2 separate regions of the Homo sapiens genome follow, and region 2 is linked to region 1. Evidence: chromatin contacts called from ENCODE Hi-C or POLR2A ChIA-PET data. All regions are on one chromosome and are shown on one strand. Each heading gives the region's core, a stretch centred on a gene start or an enhancer-like site at or near the end of the contact. The rest is flanking DNA. Distances are from core to core; before and after follow the strand shown. Region 1 overlaps CCDC73 (coiled-coil domain containing 73). Region 2 overlaps CCDC73 (coiled-coil domain containing 73).

The links. Hi-C counts contacts between places; a loop is a spot of excess contacts on that map. ChIA-PET counts read pairs that join two places held with the same protein, here RNA polymerase II (POLR2A). Pooled maps may share reads with other maps.
Region 2: a pooled map shows a loop between it and region 1 (2.2-fold over the local background). The contact joins two enhancer-like sites. A Hi-C loop is called at or near these places in 1 of 168 maps with a recorded cell type or tissue (PC-3), 1 of 37 single-sample maps with no recorded cell type and 1 of 50 pooled maps. POLR2A ChIA-PET finds 5 or more read pairs at or near these places in 2 of 52 experiments (IMR-90 and OCI-LY7).

Annotation. Positions count from the first base shown.
Region 1 is chr11:32,657,042-32,660,486 of GRCh38, forward strand. The region is part of intron 9 of CCDC73 (coiled-coil domain containing 73); the gene reads right to left. Among named protein-coding and RNA genes, the nearest start is that of EIF3M, 75 kb to the left of the region's middle. Within about 2 kb of position 1,775, at least 2 of the 41 ENCODE cell types and tissues checked have a DNase peak (open chromatin) inside an H3K27ac peak, as active enhancers do; they include PC-3, where a contact is called at or near this core.
Region 2 is chr11:32,705,795-32,709,239 of GRCh38, forward strand. The region is part of intron 3 of CCDC73 (coiled-coil domain containing 73); the gene reads right to left. Among named protein-coding and RNA genes, the nearest start is that of CCDC73, 87 kb to the right of the region's middle. Within about 2 kb of position 1,662, at least 3 of the 41 ENCODE cell types and tissues checked have a DNase peak (open chromatin) inside an H3K27ac peak, as active enhancers do; they include PC-3, where a contact is called at or near this core.

The DNA of each region.
Region 1 (3,445 bases), core at 525-3,024:
AAATGACTCAATCCTAAGAAAAATTCATAGATTAGAGAAGAAGCCAGTATATAAGGCTGAGAAATAAAGTCAACTGAGATAGGAGGAAACCCAAAAGGAAGCTGAAAGAGGAGCAGCAGAAAACAGGGCTACTAATACCTTCAAAGTTCTACATGTTACAGCTTTAGCCACCCAGGGAAAAACTCACCCAAGTATATCCTAACTCCAAATTCAAAATCCAGGAGAAAGGACTCATTGGTCTTAGTTCAAATATCACCTTTGGATATGTACACTGCATAAAATGACTGCTAAAGTAACCACGTGAGTCAAGAGATAGGGCTCTATTCTTAGAAAAGCAGGCAGACAAATTGATGTCTGGCATAAAGAGAACAATTAGTATATATCGAAGGAATGAACCAAAGTTTGAATGAAGGGGGTAGACCTTGAGCTGGGCCTTGAAGAATGAGTAGTATAGTGGATATCCTCCATTTATCACTCCTGATTCACTTCCCACCCTTTCTCCACACTGCTCTGTGCCCTATGTGGCTGATATCTGTGGGTATAGCAAACTCTCTGCCTTCTGGCTCCTGATTGGGTTAAATCTGTGGGAGGTACTAGTAGATCAGTAGGCTATAAAGAGAAAGAGAATGAGGTATTTTACCAGCTCCCTCCCTACTAACCACAAATTGGTAATACCTCTATATCTTTACCAAAGATCACAGCTAATCCTAGTGATTTGGGAGGCTAAGGCAGGAGGATTGCTTGAAGCCAAGAGTTCAAAACTATTCTGGGCAACAAAGCAAGACCCTGTCTCTAAATAAATAAAAAGATAAGCCAGGCATGATGGTGTATGCCTCTGGTCCTAGCTACTCAGGAAGCTGAAGCTGGAGGATCACTTGAGCCTAGGAGTTCAAAGCTGCAGTGACCGATAATTGCGCCACAGTGACCCCCCACCGCCCCCATCTCTTAAAAATAAAAACCCACCCCCTACCCTAGTCTCTTTAAAAAAAAAAAAGAAAAAGAAAAAAAAACCCCACAGCTTCTGCCTTAGGCTTTCTTCTGCAGCTATAGCTACAGCTCTTTCCAGATTCCAGCATCTGCTTCATTCCCTTATCTCTTCAGGTACAGGTGTGCTAATCATTCTCCCACTACTTTTATCTGTGGGGTGCTTCACCATCCCTTGTTGTTTTCCCTTACCTCTGTCTACAACTACGTAAATAGCTTTCATTTACGTAGTTCATTAATCTTTTCTCAATTACCATTCCACCGTGCCACCTCTTTCCTGGTCCAACCCTGTTTAGTACAAGTACATTGAGAGAAAGCATTTCAAGTATGGGAAGGGATGTAGAGGAAAACAAAACCAAAAGGCAGAAAGAACTAAGAATTATGCTAATGGCAACAAAGAATTTTGGCTAAAATAGAATGGAAGATGCTTGTTAAGAAGCAATAACAAACAATATTGAACATGTAGAATGGACCAGATCATGAAAGCTCTGGAAAGCCAATTAAAGAAGCCTGGGACTTGATTTGGTAGGCAAAGGAGAATTATTTATCATTTCTTCTACATATACCAAGTACCTCCTGTGTGTCAGGCACATAGAAGTTAAATCAGTATCTTAGTAAACTTAGTCTGGCAAAAAGAATGAATAAAAACTTGAGAAAAGAACACTGGCTAAGAGGCTATTATATTAATCCAGGCATGAGATGATGAGTGTCTATAGTATTGAAAAATGGAAAGTAAAAAATATGAGACATTCTAAAAAAAAATATAATAGACTGAACAAAGAGAATAAAGGAAAAAGATGAGTCAAAAATGAGTCAAAGATGATTCTAGAGTGACTAAGTGAAACTGGAAGAAAGGAAAAGGGGACCATGAAATGCGAAAGGAAGAAACACAAAAATGGAAAGGAAATAGAAAGTGTGCTTCACTGATGGAAGAGACAAAAAGTATATTTAAAATTACACAAAATAAGAGACAGAAAATGTCCTGAGACAGATTCTTTCAAAAGCTAAAAAAATACAAATTATTAAGCCTGAACCATAGGTTAACTATTCTCAAAAAAGTCCTTCATTTACATTTTTTTCAAATTACAAAAGGCTGAACATGAGGAATTCCCTCAAATAAAGTTTCTATGTATCAGTCATGATTCACCTTCACAGGCAGCAAGATAGCTTCCTTTGAAAGGAGAGTTGCATGAATTTTTTTTTTCAGAGGTAGAGTGGATGGGAGAGTGAAGAACCCAATGTGTGACCTGTTAACCCTGAAGTTACAATAAGTCACAAAAGGAGATGATCTACAGGTAGTTGAACATATAGAACCAGAGATTAAGAGAAATGTGAGATTGAAAAACTATGTATGCCGTCATGCACATGAAGTGAATGGCTGACTAAAGTCTGAGCTCACTGAAACAAAGACTTTGAGAAAAGCAAAACTCTATCCCAAAACTCTATCCTTACAGAGTTTTGGAAGAATGGAGGAAAAAGATAATCAGGGAGTCAGAGGAATTTATTTTAAGAGTAGACGACCTTGGAAAAGTTAACTATGACATAAATGTCATAAACCAATCATTTTATGTTTTAAACATCCATAAATTTGTACAAAACACAGTATTTGGTAATGAAAAACACAAAGTGTCAGTAACACTTAGGATGCTTTAGCTATAAATATCAGAAAACCATAACTAAACCACAAAATAATCAGGAAATTTACTATCCTATAACAGGGACCACAAAGTTAGGCAGGCTGGTTGACCTGGATACTCGATATAGTTCAATATAGACTAGTTATTTTCATGTCTCCACTTTCCATTCTTGGGCCTCTTCCTTAGACTATTAACAAGAGGCCAATTCAGGTATTACATGGCAATTGTATCATTCTGGGACTCATTAAAGAGAAAGAAAATGTTTCCTTGAACTACCTCTTGCTTGCCAGAATTGGATCACATGCTCATTCCTGAACCAAACACTGCCATGAGGAATAGAGTAATATTAATTGGCTTGGAGACGGAATGAGGTGGAATGAATGTTGGGGAATTATCACAATGTCAGTTACAAGAACAGTTTCAGCTAATGTTATAAAAATTACAGATTGCTTAGAATACTACTGATTACAACCATTATGCAAAACAAAGTGAGGCAAGGTGGAAAATCTTTTTTATAAGCTGCTTGACATTAATTCACCCAGTCTCTTTGGGTCAGTTCTCTCTACCAAAAAAAAAAAAAAAAAAAAAAAAAACAGGTTGGATCCAGTTAACCACTTTCAAATCACGCCCTGAGAAGTTTTAGCAGTTCCATGGTACCCCTCCAGGGCTGCTAACAGAGAAGAGAAGCCAACAGGTATAGCTCCAGGATTCTTCCAACCCTTCCTTCAACCACAAAGGCTCTACCTTTATTTGCTTCAATATTGAGCTTCTACATCTTTTCAAAGTGCTTTTTCATACATTTTATAATTTTATATTTATTATAC
Region 2 (3,445 bases), core at 412-2,911, 49 kb after region 1:
CCAACAGAGTTATATCAAAATTGGCTTAAATTGATAGTCAGCATTTACACTGTTATGACTATGTAATTATTATGCAATATTGAGCCACATGGTATGCCATGATTACATTTTTATTCTCATACAACTTTGTTTTTCTGCAGTTAGTAATCAAAAATATTTTAATTCCCATAGCTAATTTTAAAAAATAATACTGTCTGTACCCAGATCTATATCAGCTGAAAAAAAAAAAAAAGAATGAAAAAGGCAAAGTGAGAACATCACAAGAATGACTTAGGAAGTCTCAAACCATTTAGGAAACCAGGCAGATTTAGAAAAACTGTAGATGTTTGACTAAATCTTTCAGGGGCTATCCCCAAAGTTCTTCCTGTGAAAATAAAGGTGACTCTAACCACACCTGCAAGGAAGGAAGGAAAGAATGAGTCCACTGGAGACTTCAGGGATAGGTTCCTTGAGGAGTAGATTCTGAAGCTGTTGACTTCCAGCTCTTTCCTCAATTTTTGTGAATAGCCTTAAATACAGAACCAGGGAATTTAATATGTAACAAATTTGTAATGGGAAATAGCTCTACTACTAGATCTCCAAATCTACATCTTCAAAAAAAAGGCTTAGAACACAAATAAAATAAACTAATGGCTTCACAAATAAAATAACTAAATGTTCCCACTGCGGTCATCAAGCACTAGAGGAGAGTGCCTCTTGGTAAAGACACGTATAAGTACTTATACGCAGAAAGTACATTAGAAAAATAATTGTCATGGTCTAGCTAAGAAAATAAAGGAAAATAATCAGTGGGCAAATCAATGACACTGCTATGGGGAGAAATCGTGTATTCAACTTCTCATTTTATTCTCAAACTTGCAAAGAGAAATTTCTCTAAATATTAAAAGTAACCTCTCTCTTGAAGCCAATGAGCTACACAGATAGGGGTATCTCAAATAATCCACAGATATTCTCCCTGTTTCAGCCTGTTAACTGCCAACCTCGGTTCCCCAAATGAGAAATATTATTTTCCTTTACAACATCATGCCCATCAAATTAAAAGATAGGGATCTATTATGTAAACAGAATTGCAAAATTAAGTTCTCTCCTGTTTTTTATTTTCCTTTTCTTTTCCCTCAGATCCCTGATGACTTTCCTGTTCATAATCAGATCGTAGCTAATTTAGATGTTGACTTACTGGTAACTTTATGTATGATCAAACCAAATTGAAGATCTCCATGAAGTAGCACTTTGTGGGAAAAAAGTTTTACTGATATTGGCAGTAAGGTTCAGATCCACCCATCTAAACCTCTACCTAAGTTTACAAAATACCTCTAAAACCAGATGCTAAAGAAGAACTAAAGCCAATAGTCCAAAGGCCTAATAGAGAAAAGATGAGTCATACCTTATGAAGTATGACTGGTATAAAAATAGTCACAGTAAAAATGAGTCAGTCTTTAAACACTGTTGTTTCCCAGTCAAAAAACCCAGTGAATGAGGATAAAGATTTGTTCAAGACCTTAAGACCATAAATAAAATAAACATTTTACCCACTTCTTTGTATTACTGAGCCCAAGTACTATGTTATCTTCAGTGCTACTCGAAGTTACTTTTTTTTTTTTTTTAACCACTATAGATACGTGTTGTGCTTTCTATACTGTCCCTTTAGATCAAGATAGTCAACACCTATTTGTTTTTTCCTGGGAAAGTCAAAAATTTACCTGGATAGTGATGCGTCAGGGATTTACTGAGGAACCTCAAGGATATTAAATTTCCTTGTAACACTACACTTGCATAATATGGGGACAAGTTTTTTCGACGTTCTAAAGATGTGGAGAGTTGTAAGACTGATTCCATTTATCAACTTACTCTTTTAGCAAGGTCGTGAAAATTCCAAAAAAAGTTTAGAAGTTTGTCAGAACAAAGCACATTATTTACGGTATGATTAATCTCAAGGGGGTAAATGTATCACTCCTGATGAATTATAAACGATTCAATACTTTCCAAGGCTGGTTACTAAGAGACAATTAAGAATTTTTCTGGGTTTCACTGGCTGCTTCAGACAACAGGTTCCAAACATTTCTGAAATCACCCCCACCTCTATATAACTTACGTGCTCAATAATGGAACATCTCCCTCAGGAACTTAAATTTTGTGGCTTAAAAATAACTTTGGGTTCTTGTCATGAAGTCATTGCCTAAGCCAATGTCTAGAAGGGTTTTTCCAGAATTTTTATGGTTATTCTAGAATTTGTATGGCTTCAGGTCTTAGATTTAAGCCTTTGATCCATCTTGATTTGATTTTTGTTAAGGTGAGAGATGAGGTTCTAGCTTCATTCTTTTACATGTGGCTTGCCAATTATCCCAGCACCACTTGTTGAAAAGGATGTCCTTTCTTCACTTTATGTTTTCATTTGCTTTGTCAGAGATCAGTTGGCTGTAAGTATTTGGGTTTATTTCTGGGTTCTCTATTCTGTTCCATTGATCTATGTGCCTATTTTTATACCAGTATCATGCTGTTTTGGTGACTATGGCCTTGTAGAATAGTTTGAAGTCAGGTAATGTGATGTCTCCAGATTTGTTCTTTTTGCTTAGTCTTGCTTTGGCTATGCAGGCTCTTTTTTGGTTCCATATGAGTTTTAAAATTAGTTTTTCTAGTTCTGTGAAGAATAATGCTGGTATTTTTATGGAAATTGCATTGAATTTGTGGATGCTTTTGGCAATATGGTCATTTTCACAATATTGATTCTAGTTATCCATGAGCATGGGATGTGTTTCCATTTGTTTATGTCATCTGTGATTTCTTTCAGTGGTGTTTTGTAGTTTTCCTTGTAGAGGTCTTCCATCTCCTTGGTTAGGTATATTCCTATGTTTTTTTGGTTGTTGTTTGTTTTGCAGCTATTGTAAAAGGGGTTGAGTTTTTAATTTGATTCTCAGCTTGATTGCTATTGGTGTAAAGCAGAGCTACTGATTTGTGTACATTAATTTTGTATCCTGAAACCTTGTTGAATTGATTTGCCAGTTCTAGGAGCTTTTTGGATGAGTCTTTAGGGTTTTCTAGATATATGATCATACTATCCACAAACAGCGACAGTTTGACTTTCTCTTTACCAATTTGTATGCCCTTTCTTTCTTTTGTCTGATTGCTCTGGCTAGGACTTCTAGTACTATGTTGAATAGAAGTGGTGAAAGTGGGCATCCTTGTCTTGTTCCAGTTCTCAGAGGGAATGTTTTCAACTTCTCCCCGTATAATGTTGGCTGTGGGTTTGTCATAGATGGCTTTTATTACCTTAAGGTATGTCCCTTCTATGATGATTTTGCTGAGGGTTTTAATCATAAAGGGATGCTGGATTTTGCCAAATACTTTTTCTGTGTCTACTGAGATGATCACGTGATTTTTCTTTTAAATTCTGTTTACATGATATATGACATTTATTGACTTACGTCTGTTAAACCATCTCTGCATT